5 separate regions of the Homo sapiens genome follow, and regions 2, 3, 4 and 5 are each linked to region 1. The links are chromatin contacts, found by Hi-C or POLR2A ChIA-PET in ENCODE. All regions are on one chromosome and are shown on one strand. Each heading gives the region's core, a stretch centred on a gene start or an enhancer-like site at or near the end of the contact. The rest is flanking DNA. Distances are from core to core; before and after follow the strand shown.

What was found. A loop is a pair of places that touch in the nucleus more often than their neighbours do. ChIA-PET counts read pairs that join two places held with the same protein, here RNA polymerase II (POLR2A). Pooled maps may share reads with other maps.
Region 2: a pooled map shows a loop between it and region 1 (4-fold over the local background). The contact joins the enhancer-like site here to the promoter of BCOR in region 1. A Hi-C loop is called at or near these places in 5 of 50 pooled maps. POLR2A ChIA-PET finds 5 or more read pairs at or near these places in 4 of 52 experiments (BJ, H1, WTC11 and 1 more).
Region 3: a loop to region 1 is called in a pooled map, with 6 times the contacts of the local background. The contact joins the promoter of ATP6AP2 here to the promoter of BCOR in region 1. A Hi-C loop is called at or near these places in 1 of 37 single-sample maps with no recorded cell type and 12 of 50 pooled maps. POLR2A ChIA-PET finds 5 or more read pairs at or near these places in 1 of 52 experiments (activated T-cell).
Region 4: a map of dorsolateral prefrontal cortex shows a loop between it and region 1 (3-fold over the local background). The contact joins the enhancer-like site here to the promoter of BCOR in region 1. A Hi-C loop is called at or near these places in 2 of 168 maps with a recorded cell type or tissue (dorsolateral prefrontal cortex and posterior cingulate gyrus) and 1 of 50 pooled maps. POLR2A ChIA-PET finds 5 or more read pairs at or near these places in 3 of 52 experiments (AG04450, GM10248 and OCI-LY7).
Region 5: a map of naive thymus-derived CD4-positive, alpha-beta T cell shows a loop between it and region 1 (8-fold over the local background). The contact joins the enhancer-like site here to the promoter of BCOR in region 1. A Hi-C loop is called at or near these places in 6 of 168 maps with a recorded cell type or tissue (Caco-2, GM12878, dorsolateral prefrontal cortex and 3 more), 13 of 37 single-sample maps with no recorded cell type and 17 of 50 pooled maps. POLR2A ChIA-PET finds 5 or more read pairs at or near these places in 3 of 52 experiments (OCI-LY7, WTC11 and activated T-cell).

The regions. Positions count from the first base shown.
Region 1 is chrX:40,096,525-40,099,310 of GRCh38, forward strand. It overlaps BCOR (BCL6 corepressor), which reads right to left and starts at 1,434. Exons shown (of 15, transcript NM_001123385.2): 1 at 691-1,434. RefSeq lists silencers at 998-1,057, 1,148-1,197, 1,258-1,487, 1,508-1,627, 1,758-1,927 and 1 more.
Region 2 is chrX:39,612,116-39,614,901 of GRCh38, forward strand. No RefSeq gene overlaps it. Among named protein-coding and RNA genes, the nearest start is that of MIR3937, 48 kb to the right of the region's middle. RefSeq lists an enhancer at 2,456-2,655. Within about 2 kb of position 1,461, at least 5 of the 41 ENCODE cell types and tissues checked have a DNase peak (open chromatin) inside an H3K27ac peak, as active enhancers do.
Region 3 is chrX:40,579,539-40,582,324 of GRCh38, forward strand. It overlaps ATP6AP2 (ATPase H+ transporting accessory protein 2), which reads left to right and starts at 1,432. Exons shown (of 9, transcript NM_005765.3): 1 at 1,432-1,564. The coding sequence starts at 1,528. RefSeq lists enhancers at 932-1,081, 1,132-1,341 and a silencer at 1,502-1,811.
Region 4 is chrX:39,687,225-39,690,010 of GRCh38, forward strand. No RefSeq gene overlaps it. Among named protein-coding and RNA genes, the nearest start is that of MIR3937, 27 kb to the left of the region's middle. Within about 2 kb of position 1,406, at least 12 of the 41 ENCODE cell types and tissues checked have a DNase peak (open chromatin) inside an H3K27ac peak, as active enhancers do; they include dorsolateral prefrontal cortex, where a contact is called at or near this core.
Region 5 is chrX:40,467,145-40,469,930 of GRCh38, forward strand. No RefSeq gene overlaps it. Among named protein-coding and RNA genes, the nearest start is that of ATP6AP2, 110 kb to the right of the region's middle. RefSeq lists an enhancer at 1,233-1,527. Within about 2 kb of position 1,332, at least 8 of the 41 ENCODE cell types and tissues checked have a DNase peak (open chromatin) inside an H3K27ac peak, as active enhancers do; they include dorsolateral prefrontal cortex, where a contact is called at or near this core.

The sequences.
Region 1 (2,786 bases), core at 184-2,683:
TAATCCACGTGATTCGTGCTTTGGGGCAAGCCAAGAAAAAACGGGACTCCCCTCCCGAGTTGCGCGGCAGCGGCGGCAGGTCGAGCTCGGCTCGGCCCGAGGCACTCGCCACACACCCTCGCGCACGCACACGCCGACGTTCCACTTGGAGGAACGACCGGCCCCCGGAGAGGCGAGACGAGGCGGCGGTGGCGGCGGCTGGGGGTTTTTACAGTTCTTTCCCGAGTCGAAAAAGAAAGCAGACGGCAACCCGCTGCCCTCCCCTTCCTGCTCGCGAGCTAACGCCGAACCCAGCTTCCCAGCTTCCAGCCCACCTCCCCCCCCTCCGCCCGACTCGCGGCGCTCAGCGGCGACCGCGCTCCCGCGCACAGACACACACAGGCTGCAAACTTCCACTCTGCGAACTCCCTGCTCTCCTCCTGGCCCACCGGGAGGCGCCAGGCCCCCAGCCGCGCCCCCTCCCTCCCTGGTGCCCACGCGGGGCCGCTTAGGTTGGCTGCATTTTAAATAACATAGCTATGAAATAAAAACGAAAGCGAGCCAAGCAGCCAAAGGGAAGCGCGAGGCAAAAGCTTCGCGGGGTACGCTGCGGGAGGGGGCCCCGGGAGAGGGGGCCGACTGCAGCCCTCAGCGCGCCCGCCCGCCCACCCGTCCGCGGTCTCCCGGGGGAAAGGTGTTCCGGGCACTGACCTGAAATCCCCGGTGGGGGAGTAGGCAGGGAGCCTGCGATCCGGCTCTTTGAAGTTTTCCCCCAAGCGGACTCGAGGCGGCGAGAAGGAGCGGGGGGCGGTTGGGTGGGTGGAGAGAGATATGAGGGGTGGGGGGGGTTGGCGACGTTAACGAGCGGAGAAGGAGCCGGGCCGGAGAAGCGCGGCGAGCAGCAAAGTTTGCGGTCCCCGGCTGCCCGCAGCCCGCTCGCGGCGCCGCGCTCACTCGACTCCCTCGCCGTCTGCTGGCAGCCGGCTGCCCTCGGGGTCGGCCCCGCCGAGGGGTGGGCTCTGGGCCGGGTGGGGGCGGGGCGGGGCGGGCTCGGGGCCTCCGGGCAGGTGGCGACAGCCCCGTGCGATCCTCCGGGCTCCCGCAGCTGGACTGGGCTTGGCCGAGCTCAGCAGCTCCCGCGCTGCCGCCGCCGCCCGCGCTCGGGCAGGAGCCCCAGCGCCATGTTGACGGTTCGCCGCGAGCGCCCGCTCGGGCTGGGTGTGTGTGAGTGTGTGTGAGTGTTGGCCAAGTCGTCCCTGCGCGGCGACAGCGCGGCTTGGGCTCTCCGCCCGGCGGCTCGCGGGCTCCCCCTCCGCCGCCGCCGCCCGCCTAGCTCCCGCTCTCGGTCGCGGTCTGGGCTCCTGCGCGTCTCCCCCGCAGCCGCCGAGCTCGGCCCGCGTTCAGCGAGGAGCGCAGCTCTGCCTCACCTTGCCGCTGGGAGCCCAGGCTCCGTCTGCCGCCGCACGCCGCGATCCCAACGCGTCCCCCCTCCCTGGTTCCCTCCTCTTCCTCCTCCCCCTCCCTCCGCCCGTCCTCCCTCCCGCCCGCCCTACCTCCCTCCCTCCCAACAGCCGCCTCCCCTCCCCCCGCAGGCGCAGCGCTCGGGCGACAGCCGCCCGCCCGCCGCCGCCTCCAGCTCTCGCAAGTTTGAGCTCCGCCAGTCTCCGCTCACCCTCCGCTGCGGCGCCTCCGCGGCGGGGTTTCGGGAGGGGTGATTCCCCAGGAAAGGTTTGCCCGAGTTTCCCCGGCCGTCATCGATGCACGGCCCGGCACGTTTTGGCCTCTCTGGATCCGAACCCCGGACCACTTGGGTGGCGCCCCCCCTCCTCGTCCCCCGGCCTCCCCTCCCCAGCTCGGGCCGAGTTGGCTGCGCACGCCCGACCCGGGCGCACGTCCTGGGCGAGCCGGAGACCGACTTGGGCGGCGGCGGCGGCGAGGGCTGCCGGCAGAGCCAGAGCCGAAGGGATGGGGGCGGCGGGGGCGGCTCTCCCAGCCGCGCGCCGAGACTCCCCTCGCTACCCAGAAGGCCAGTGGAGGACCGCAATTACCATAAAGCGCCTCGCACTCCGCTCAGCCAAAGCTGTCAAACCCCAGCGGCAGCAGCCGCTGCCGCCGCCTCTTGCCACCAGCGCTGCGCTCTCCCGGCCTCGTCCCCTCCGAGACCCAGCGGAGCGTGGCCTGTGTGCTCCCGTGCTCACCCCCACCCCAGTTTGCCCCTTCCTCCCAGAGGAGCCCTTTCCCATTTCGGTGTTAAAAGCTACCTGAAAACACCACCCCAGGCAACGGTGGCCGTTCCGCCTGAACTCCGCGCCCGAGTTCCCCGGACGTTTCAATTGTGTGGGAATTGTTTGGAGGTGGGGGAAGGGGGGAGCAGCCCGTGGAGGCACCGGGAGGCGTGTGGGGGGCGGTCGGCGAGCGGAGATCCGCCTGTATTTCTCCCGGTTCTCGAGCATTTTCACGGTCTGTACCTCTGATGGTTGGAGGGGCTGCCCAGGCCCCTCGCCCCGGCGTTGGGAGATTATCTCCCGCGTTTTATTTTCCTTGACAGGGAGCAACTTTTGGCTTACACCGTTCGCCCCATAAATTTCCACTCGGTAACGTCGTGCTGATCGGTGCTTGGCGGCGGCGTACAGCCTGCGCCCGCAGCAGTTCAATTCAATTGACACGTATTGAGCTTCTCCAGCGCACCCGGCGCGGCTCTGGGCGCGGGGGGAGGGCGGGGGCAGGCGGGAGGGAGGGGGAAGCGGAGAAGCGAGGTTCCGGCCTCCCCGGAGCGCAAAGCCTCAAGGGCGAGCCGAGAAGCCCTA
Region 2 (2,786 bases), core at 211-2,710, 480 kb before region 1:
GTTGCGTGTTGCAGGAAAGAAAACATAATGCAAAGTGCTTATATATTTCAGCAGCATAATAGCTTGATGAAGATTTCTAAATTTTTCAAAATGTCATTTCTTTCCAAAAGATGGATTATTTCTGTTGGGGTTTAGTCTACCTAATTATTCCTGCCTTGATTACTTAACTACTCCAGATATTTCATCCCTCCATGCTCTTATCACGTTCGGTATGTTAGAAGAACCGAGGCAGCTTATTAGCACAAAGTAGACAATCCTGTTTCCTGGCAGTTAGTGTGGGCGGGTGGGTTACACAGTGGAGCACTAGAGCCTCTCCAGCGCAGCCTCTATTCACTTGCAGTGGCCTGGGCTCGTCTGAGGCATGTGCTGTCAGAACTTTATTGCCTCTCCTAGACCAGTGTCCACCCTTCCCCCATCCCAGGAGCCAGAGCACGTGAATTCCCCTTTGCTCTCCAACTCTCTTTCTTGTACACGACACAAACCTTGAGTATGGGCTCTGCATTTCTCTAGAGAGCTGCTTCTCAAACTTCAGCCCAGAGGGCTTGTTAAAACAGAATGGCGGCCAGGTGCGGTGGCTCACGCCTGTAATCCCAGCACTTGGGGAGGCTGAGGCAGGTGGGTCACCTGAGGTCAGGAGTTGGAGACCACCCTAGCCAACATGGCAAAACCCTGCCTCTACTAAAAATACAAAAATTAGCTGGGCATGGTGGTGCATGCCTGTAATCCCAGCTACTTGGGAGGCTGAGGCAGGAGAATCGCTTGAACCTGGGAGGCAGAGGTTGCAGTGAGCTGAGATCGTGCCACTGCACTCCAGCCTGGGCGACAGAGCAAGACTCTGTCTAAAAAAAAAAAAAAAAAACCAGAGTGGTGGGGTCCCACGTCCCACTCCCCAGAGTGTCTCAGTCAGGAGGTCTAAGCTGGGGCCAGAGAATATCCCAGGTGATGATGCAGTTGGTCCAGGGACCACAGTCGGAGTAAGACAATTTTTTTTCCTTTTAAAATACTTTACAAATTTCATGCTGTGGTTATTGTCTGTATTAAACCGGAAATTGGGAGGTAATAGCATTTATTTGTTTGAGTTTGTAAATATCCAGTGTCCAGCTCTAGATTCAATGAGCAAAATAACTATTTAGGTAAAAGGTAAGGACCTCACTGAGGAAGGAAGGAAGGAAGGAAGGAAGGAAGGGAGGGAGGGAGGGAGGGAGGTTGGATGGGAGGGGAGGGGAGGAAGAAAGAGAGAAAGAGAGGAAGAAAAAGATATACGCAGTTGGAAAAGCCAGATTCTAGAACATCTCTGGAAGGTGTGATTCTAAAGCAAGCACAGCTCCACGGCTGGACTACAAGGAATGTGGCTTTTCTCTGTGTTTTCCTACTGCACGGGGCTAGCAGGGGTCGATTATCCTACCAACCTGAGTCATTCTTCACTAACGCGGGGGGCGATGGGCAGAGGGCAAGCCGGGAGGCCAGTGCCTGCCCGGGGCGCACCTGTCACGCTGAGGGAGGGCAGCCCGCGCCCTTTGGCTGATCCCACTGCCTGGAAACGAGCCAGACTCCTCTGCCTTTGAAATCCTGTTCCTTGGAGCAATCCCGGCTCGCTAGGTTTAATTGTTTCGTCTCTTTTTTTCTGGTTTATGAAGCCGCCCCGCCTGAAGTCCGCCCCTTGCGCAGCGGCCCGGAAAGGTGGGAGGAGTGCAGGCTGCGCTCCCCGCTCGGGGAGAGTCGGTTCCTATTTCCTGATTATAAAGAAGCATTCTTTGGGAGCTGATGAATTGCGGCGGGGCTAGGGCCGGCAGGACGCGCACCTGTGATGCTCTGCAGCCGCCGGAGTCTGTTTATGCATCAAATGTGCCCACAGATTTTTCCTGGTGCTTGGGGAGACGGGGGAGGCGGTGCGGGCAGCCTCCCGCCCCCCCGCTCCCCCCCGCCAAACACACACACACAGGTTTGAAAGCCTCTGAGACCTTGCTACTAAAAATGTGGTCTACGGACCAGCAGCATCACCTGGGAGCTTGTTAGAAATGCAAATCTCGGGCCCGCCTAGACCTACTGAATCAGCATCTGCATTTTAATGAATCCTGGGGTAATTCCCTATTTACGTTAAAGTTTGAGAAGCGCGACGCAGGGGTCCACGGCAGAGAAAAGGTTAAGAACTCTGATCTCAGACAAGGAAAGGGAGGAAAGAGGAGGGAAAGTCCAGTCCCGGATTTGGAAGGGGGAGCGGAGGGTTAACCCTGAGGTTTACCGCTGGAGTGGAAGACAGAGAAATTAACATATGGAGTGAGTTAGCGGAGAGGTCGTTGAAATTGGGAGTAAACACAGGCAGGGGACAGCTCAGTTTGCCCAGGGGGAGGGGTGGAAAGAGAAGAGATGGGGTTAAGTGGGTGCCACCCACACTCCCAGGAAAGTTGGGTAGGTTGCATGCTGTGACCTTTGGCTCCTCCTCCCGCGTGTTTTCTGAGACTCAACCAACACATTTTGGCACGCACACAGGGTAGACCACAAAACAGCAGAGGCCAGAGCTTGAGGGCAGGCGTGGAGCCGAGGTAAAAAGCACCTGGGAGTTTCTTAATAAGCAGGCTGACGTGGTGAAAAAAATTCTAATGCAGGAAGAAAGAGAAAGCACGTGGTCATAAAAAGTGTGCCCTGGCATCCTACATCCATACCCAAGAGGACATGCCTGGCAGAGAGTGCACCCGTGGAGCCAGGGTGACTGCAATCCTCTTGGGCCCAGATCAGCTCCTGTCTGTGCCCAAGAACCAGCTCGCTCTCCATTTTCTGCACTAGGG
Region 3 (2,786 bases), core at 182-2,681, 480 kb after region 1:
TCGGCCTCTCAAAGCGCTGGGATTACAGGTGTGAGCCACCACACCTGGCCTCGAGAGTGTCTTTCTGATTCAGTTTTCAGTTGGGCAAGGTTTTCCTAGGGTGGGTCTGCTACCTGGGGAACTCCTGGGGTCACTGTTTTTAACTCGCTCTCATTTTTTCATCCTCAGGAAACTCCAAGAAGAAAATGGGACTGGAAACTGAAGAAACAGTAAGGCATTCCCCCCCTCCCCCCCGCCAATAAGTCTGTCTTACATTTGTGCAGTAAATCATGCTCAAACGCCTTCAATGGCTTAGTGTAGGTCTCTTATGTACAATTTAAAATCCTCAATAAATGTGCCTAACTGAAAGTTTTAGCTCTGTGCCTCCTCTCTCATATAATCTCTTATTTGATTACTGATGCTTAACCTGACGGGGCTTTCTCCCCACCTTAACTACAGTTTTCACTGGAACAATCTCCCCATCTCCTATCCTTGGATATGAAATCATTTCCACCTTTCAAGGTCATCAGCTGGGGCGTCATTTTCTACCTACAGACGCTATAGTGTGTCCCTTCTTGCCTCACATCATAGGCAAAAGACTATGAACTGCGGGAGGGGAGGAGCCTGGTCTAATTACTATGTCTAGCCTTCATACATCCTCATAGAACACCTTGCCCAGATTGGAAACTGAGTGAATGGACAAATTAAGTAATTAATTAACTTTCTGTCCCATGACTCCTTGTAGATTGGAAAGTCTTTGGAGGTAGAGTTGCCAGACTTAGCGAATCAAAATATAGGATACCCAGTTATATTTGAATTTCAGATAACCAGTAATACTTCTTTTAATACAAGTATGTCCCATAAATTAATTGCGACATAATAACAAATAATCGTTGTTTACATGAAATTCAAATTTAACTGGGCGCCCTGTATTTTATCTGGCACCACTATGTGGAAGGCAGGGGTTCCCCGTTGCGCCTGGCTTCTTCCCAGTAGGTGCTCGGCGTCTGTATACTTGTTAGAGCGAAACCCCAACCAGCCCCGCCTTTCACAGCTGGCGTCCGTAGCCGGGCGGAGGCACACGACCAGGAAAGACAGACACCCTGGTTGGAGACCGTCGCTCGAGACTGGCAGAAAGATCTGCACTCGGGAGGCACCCTCACCCCGTGGGCTCCGGGACCCCTCGACTAGCTCCATCACCCATTCCGACTACCCGCCCTACGCTCCACCTCTTGACCCGTCATCACCGACCGGGGGGCGGGACTGCCCGACTTTTCAATCGCTGCCTACCATTGGTAGAACTCTCCATCCGTTACTTTAAGTCCCGCCTATCAGGCTGTCGCTTCCCAGGTTACGTCCCTTCCGTAGGCCGCGGCGTAACTGGTGATTGGTGGAGAAAGCGGCAGCTGTCCCAGCGGAAGCGACGAAGGGACGGGACCCGGGAGCCTGGACGAGTCCGAGCGCGTCACCTCCTCACGCTGCGGCTGTCGCCCGTGTCCCGCCGGCCCGTTCCGTGTCGCCCCGCAGTGCTGCGGCCGCCGCGGCACCATGGCTGTGTTTGTCGTGCTCCTGGCGTTGGTGGCGGGTGAGGAGCCGGGGGCCGGCAGGACGTGCCTGGGGAGGTCCTGCGCCGCGGGGCTTGGGGGTCGGGGGCGGCCGCGGGCGAGTAGCTGCGAGGCAGGTGCCGCAGTGCGGTCCGTCAGCGGCGGCCTCGCCTCAGCCGCGTCCCCGTCAGCATCTTCTCTGGATCGGCCGTGGCGGCGCGGCCTCACGGGCCGCCGGGGCCGGGGCTGGGCTGCGTAGGGGGCCCCTGAGCCTGCCTCCACCCTCCACTTTGAGGGCGGCGCGTCCGGCCGGCTTCTTGCGCCTGAAAAGGCCCTTCAGAGTACGGAGATGCATTTCTCAGTGAACTGGGATTGAGTCGCAGCCCGCTGCGAAGAAGAGAAGGCAGACTTTTTAGCTGCCACTGGCTGCCACGATGTTTTTGCATTTGTATGGTGCCTTCATTTCTAGTGGTTGTCATCAGTAATTGCTGAAATCCCTGCCCCTCCCTTCCCTTATGTATATTTCCGGATGCAAAAGTTGAGATGGAGTCATTATTTTTATATGACTTATATTTCTTAAGGCGAATACAAAGCACCTCTCAATAGTTTGTCAGAGTTCCAAATTTTAAGGATTTGGAAACAGGATGTGAGTCGCATTTTTAGGGTCACATGTCAATAAATGGTAGCTTTCTGAGTAGAACCTAGATTCCTAAGCATTCAGCAAGAGGTGAAGAAATCAGCTAATACGTGGCCTCTTACTGCATATCATGTGGTAATGTATTTCATTTGACAGCAGTCCTTAGAGGGCATCATCTTTGTTTTGCAGGGTGATCAACCTAAATAAATTACCCAACACTAAACAGGTTGGGTGCTGGATTTGATTTCAGATGAGGTGGTGCCAGCGCATCGGCCTTTTCCATTATATATGTTGTGTTGCACAAGTAACGCTATTACTGTGTGAGAATGTGGGAGTGATGGGGACTGAGACTGGAGGCACAGACAGTAGTGAACAAGAGGCCAAGTTGAGAACGGCTTGGAGGAATGGGTGCTCTGATCTCAGTGTGTCAGTTTAAAACCTATGGGAGGCCGGGCGCGGTGGTTCACGCCTGTAATCCCGGCACTTTGGGAGGCCGAAGCAGGCAGATCACCTGAGGTCAGGAGTTTGAGACCAGCCTGGCCAACAAGGCAAAACGCCATCTCTACTGCAAATATAAAAATTAGCCGGGTGTGTTGGGGCACACCTGTAATCCCAGCTACTCAGGA
Region 4 (2,786 bases), core at 156-2,655, 410 kb before region 1:
CAGCTGCTACGGCCTGGCTTGAGCAGGCCAGCTTGAGTATGACCCAGGACAGGGTCTCCTGGTGGCTGGGAACCCCCAGGTACACATGACTGCTCTGTAAGGCAGGTTCTCCCAGGCCCCCAGAAAGGAGTCCTCATGAAAGAGGGCCCCTTCTCAAGCACACACACTCTCTGCCACTACCACTGCAGATGCATGGCGTCCTGTAGGGCTAGCTCATGGAGATATCATCCCCACAGGGAGGACAGAATGATTTGCACTGAGCCTGAGCCTCTCAGGCTTGCTCTCTCTCTCTCTCTCTCTCTCTCTCTCTCTCTCTCTCTGGCCCAATGCCTGGTCTTTGAGGCTGCCTTTGTGAGAAAGAGGAGGCCAAGGCCCCCACTGGCTATTCTCTGTGCAGAGCTAAGTAGCCTGGGGGGCTGGGAGGAAGCCCTTGACCTCAGGGGCCCTAAACTGCGGCTGACAGCAGGCAGCAAGGGGGGGCCCTTGGGAATGGCGCTTTATTGAGGAACATTTGTCTTCATTTGGGGCAGTCTACATCTCATCCCACAGGCGTGCCCTGAGGCCCGAGTCTCCCTGACCCCTACCCTGACTGTCTCTGCACTGCAACCCCTGTCCCCTGCACTGGATTGAAGGGGAAGTTGTCTCTTAAAGCTCCTTGGAGCCAAGGTGACAGACGTCAGGGAAGAATAACAGGAAATTCCCTCACACCCTAGAATGCTCCCAGACCCTGCCCAGGAAAAGAGGCTTAAGATAGGGATGGGCACCTCACAGACTCAGCCCCAAAGACCTGGGTCCTCCCTGGCTAAGTGATTCTGCTAATTCCCACTCAAATTCAGCATAATAGTCATAGGTTTGGATAATGAAAAAATATGTACCTATGGTTTTCAGTATGCAAACTAAAGAATTAAATCTCCTCAAAATAATTGTGGTTGGTCAGGAGGCCCCCAGACACTGTCTTCTCTCTCATAGAAAGAGACTCTGGTGGAAAGGACTCTGCGAAGGGGCTTTAGAACCTGAAAATATCAGAGTGCAAGATTGTGGTGTGTTTTTCTTTTCCTGAAAAAGTCAGGATATTTAAAATGTTAGAAGACCACGAACTATGCCCTAGATGCTGCCACAAATCTGAGGAGCTGTTAATAAATCATCTCACCTCTCTGTGCCTCATTTTCCAATTTTTAAAAAATTGCCTAATCATCAAAGAGGCCCGGAAGCTAGGCTACCAAGGCGCGACGCTGTTTACACCCCAGACCCAGGTTCTCAGCTCGGCTTTGCTTGGGAAAGGCTCGGAACCTGTCTGGGCCTGGGGGTTTAGCACAGAAGGCTTTGGTTAGCTGCACTGTGCTGAGCGCAGCTCTGCAGCGAGGTTTAGGGAGCTGCGGTGCGTTAGGCACAAGGCACGTGGCGCGCCTCGCTCCAGCACTTTGCAAACGCACAGCAGCGCAGGGCCAGAGCGGCTGGCCCCCAGGGGTGGGGGCGACCAGGGACAGGAGGTCCCATATGGTGTCGTCGCGTTAAAAACGTAGGTCCTAAGGGGCGAGCCGCGTCCGACCTCCGCGCCCCTGCCCGACGCGGCGCCTCGCTCGCCGGCCCCGCTCGCTGGATTCATTTCCATCTGGAGCGCGGCGCGTCCCAACCGCCCTTATCTCGCCGCCGCCGCGGCTCTGCAGGCGCGGGCGCCCCGGGCTCCCTCCCTTCCTCTCCCCTCCCCCGCCCGCGCCTTTGTCTGGCCCGGCGGCGCGCTCGGAGCCAGCAGGGCGGGTAATTGGCGGCCGGAGGAGGCGAACGGCCCGGCCCGGCCTCCGCTAATGAGCGGGCGGAGCCGCGGGGAGGGCGCGGCAGGGCTCCGGCGCGGAGCCGGGGAGGGAGCTTCCGTGGCCGCGCGGACCCCGGGATGGCTCTCCGAGTCCCGGCCGCCCCCTCCCGGGCTGTGGCGGGGACCGGCGCCCTGAGGGGCATCCCTTCCTCCTCCCCTCTCCCTCCCCTATCCCGTCCCCGGCGCGCTCCAATTACCCTGCGGCCGTGCCAAGGCCTGCGGCTGCCCCCGGGCCGCCCCCGCGTCCCCGGAGAAATGCCAGGGACAGAACGCGCGGGCAGGAGGGCAGAAGGAGGCGGCTCCCTGGGGGCTTCGCTGCGCTGCAGGGGACCCAGGCGACCCTGGGGCACGGCCACCGTTGTTGTGGTGGGGGGGCACCCCCGGGGTCCGATGCCAGAGAGCTCTCTTAGGGAAGCCCTCAGGCAGCTGCGAAACCTGCTCCAGCATAGATGGTGATAAAACCCACCCTGGTTTCTAAATTAATTATACTCAATCCGCCTCGCTCTGCCGGCCCCGAGCTACACTTGTGTATCGAAGGGCGCGGTAGCCCCTCGGTGGGGGTGGAGGGGATGCTCTGTTGTTGGCTCCGAGAAACCCCCTTTCCAGGACTGTGTGCGGGAAGTGACAGAGGCCAGCGGAGCTTTAAGGAAAATAGGGGCAGGAATAGGGGACAGAGGGAAGCCTTTCTCCAGCCAGTACCCCCGTCGACTCCCCCTCCTGGAAGCCCGCCCTGCTGCCATCACTGGCCCGAGGACCCCGGCTCCAGGAGCGGGTCCCGCTTCCTGCGGTGCAGTACTCAATTGTCAGGATTTCTACAACAAACTGGCCCTTGTGCCTCCATGCTCAACTTTCGCTTATCTCCATTGAGCCCGGCTCCGTCTCCATTCCCGCCGGTGCTTTGTTCCCTAGCTGCGTTCTGGGTTCTTGAAGTCACTAATGCTTAGCATTAACAGGATCCTTCGTGGCCGCCCTT
Region 5 (2,786 bases), core at 82-2,581, 370 kb after region 1:
GGAGGCCACCTTAAAAGAAATGGGGGCCTTCAGTGGAAGGATCAGTCAGCCCAAGTAGACTTCACAGGGAGGAAGATAGACTAAATGCGTCCCCTCATTCTCCTCTGCCCTCTGATCTCTTGGTGGGGCTTCCCTATTGGCTGGAACTGGCCAACGGGAGCCAAAGGGTGGGGGGCCCTTTGAGATGAGTGCAATGAATGCATAAGGGTCAGCTTCCTGGGGCACAGGGCAGGGAGGAGGGGGTGGAGGGTGGGCCTGGAGGGGAAGATGGAAGATGTCGTGAACATCTACTTCCATATTGGGTCGCACTCTACGGTGTGGACTCCTCTAGGTCAAGCTATTTGGCTCCTTGTTCTTTTTGTTCCCAGTACACAACCTAGCGTACGGCTCATGCTTCCAATCGTGTTTGCTGACACCCTGAATGAATTCCGTCGTGCCTCTTTGTTTCTCTCATTGGCAGTGTAGTGGCAGTTAATGACATTTCGACAGAATGGAACCGAAACACTTCCTTTTTTCTTTTTTTTCTGAGACAGGGTCTGGCTGTATCGCCCAGGCTGGAGTGCAGTGGCACGAATCTCAGCTCACTACAACCTCCACCTCCTGGGCTCAAGTGATCCTCTAACCTCAGACTCTCGAGTAGCTGGGATGCACACTACCATACCCGGCTAATTTTTTTTGGATTTTTTTAGTAGAGACAGGGTTTCGCTTTGGATTTTTTTAGTAGAGACAGGGTTTCGCCATGTTGCTCGGTCTGGTCTCAAACTCCTGGGCTCAAGAGATCTGCTTGCCTCAGCCTCCCAAAGTGCTGGGATTACAAGTGTGCGCCACTGCACTTGGTCTAGAAACACTTCCTAAGGTGAAAGTTTGGAGGGTGGAAGAAGAAAAAGAGAAAGGAACCAGAAATGCCCCAAAGATGAAGGCTGAATGATGCTGGAGCTGTTTCACTTTCTTCTCAGGAAGTGTAAATAATGAGCTGTACTTTCTTCTTCATTCACAGTAGTAATAAAAACACAATAACTGGCATATGCAGTGCTTCCAAGCCGACCAAGTGGTTTATATGCATTACCTCATCGGATCCCCTCAACAGCCCTGTAAGGTACACGATATTGTCATCCCAATCTTATAGACCAGGCTTAGAGAGGTTAAGTGGTTGGTCAGCCAGTGAGTGTTGGTGGAGCCACCACTGGGACTTTGAGTCCATTTCCACTGTCACCACTTGTGCTCTGCTGCCCTCCTGCCAGAACACCTCTCAGGCCTGTTCCTTACTGGGCAGGCTGTCCAGATCGGAACCTCCTCCTTTCAAGAGGCTAAACTAAACAGCTGAGCAGGAACAAGAGCAAACAGGGCAGGAAGAGAGGAGGAGCCCTGCAGAACACAGTGGCCCTTTGTTTTCTGCTGCCACCTCCTGGATCATCAACACCCTTTTGTCCTCTGTTCTCTGCTTCAAATACAGGCTGAGCTGGGGTGGCGGGGGGAATGCCCTTCCTACTCATTGCACAACTATATAATAATCTTGAATATTTTAAATTGAAGTCATTTAAAAAGGAAGGAAATTCTGACACATGTGATTGAAGACATTATGTTAAGTGAAATTAGCTGGTCACAAAAGGACAAATCCTGTATGATTCCACTCATATCATGTACCTAGAGTCATGAAATTCATAGAGACAGAAAGTAGAATGGTAGCTGCCAGGGGCTAGGGGGCGGGCAGAAAAGAGGAGAAGCAGAAGTTATTGTTTAATGGGTACAGAGTTTCAGTTTTGCAAGATGAGAAAAGTTCTGGAGATGGATGGTGCTGATGATTACAAAACAACGTGAGTGTATTTAATGACACTGAACTGTACACTTAGAAATGGTTAAAATAGTAAATTTTACTATATATATATATATGTTTCTTTTTTTTTTTTTCTGAGACAGTCTCACTCTGTTGCCCAGGCTAGAGTACAGTGGTGCAATCACAGCTCACTGCAACCTCTGCTTCCCAGGCTCAAGCAATCCTCCTGCCTCAGCCTCCCAAGTAGCTGGGATTACAGGTGTGCATGACCACACCCAGCTAGTTTTTGTATTTTTAGTAGAGACGGGGTTTCACCATGTTGCCCAGGCTGGTCTTGAACTCCTGACCTCAAGTAATCCTCTGGTCTCGGGCTCCCAAAGTTCTAGGATTATAGGCGTGAGCCACCACACCCAACTCTGCTATATATATTTTACACAATTTTTAAAAAACTGAATTCAGCAAACATTTAATGAGCATCTACTCTGTGCTCTGTACTGGGCATTTAAAACCATAAATCATCAGCCCCACCTTCAAGGATCTGTCAGTCCCATTGGGCAAAGTGACATAAATGTACCCAGCCCTGTGTGAAAAGTGCAACAATGGCAGAGTGCACACGCGACTGAAATAGCACCAAGGAAGAAGAGCCAGTTCTGCAGCAAGGTGTGGGGAGGAGTCATGAATCTTTCCTGAAGGAAGCCACATTTCCAGGAACTGAGATGACTTCACGTGTGTAAAGAGGTTGGGCGGGAAGTGGGGCTGCTGAGGACACACAGAACATTCCAAGCAGAGAAATAGCATGAGGAAAAATATAGAGGTGTGAAACGGCACATCGCTGAGTCTCCTCTCCAACTCCTTGCCTTGATTTGTGGGGATATAACTAAACCCATATCCCCTTATTCTATACGATTGATATGTCTACAGGAGTGTTTCTCAAACCATCTGTGATAAAGGACCAGAATATATATATATATATATATATATAATTTCTAGTACATCATAGACTGATATGTGA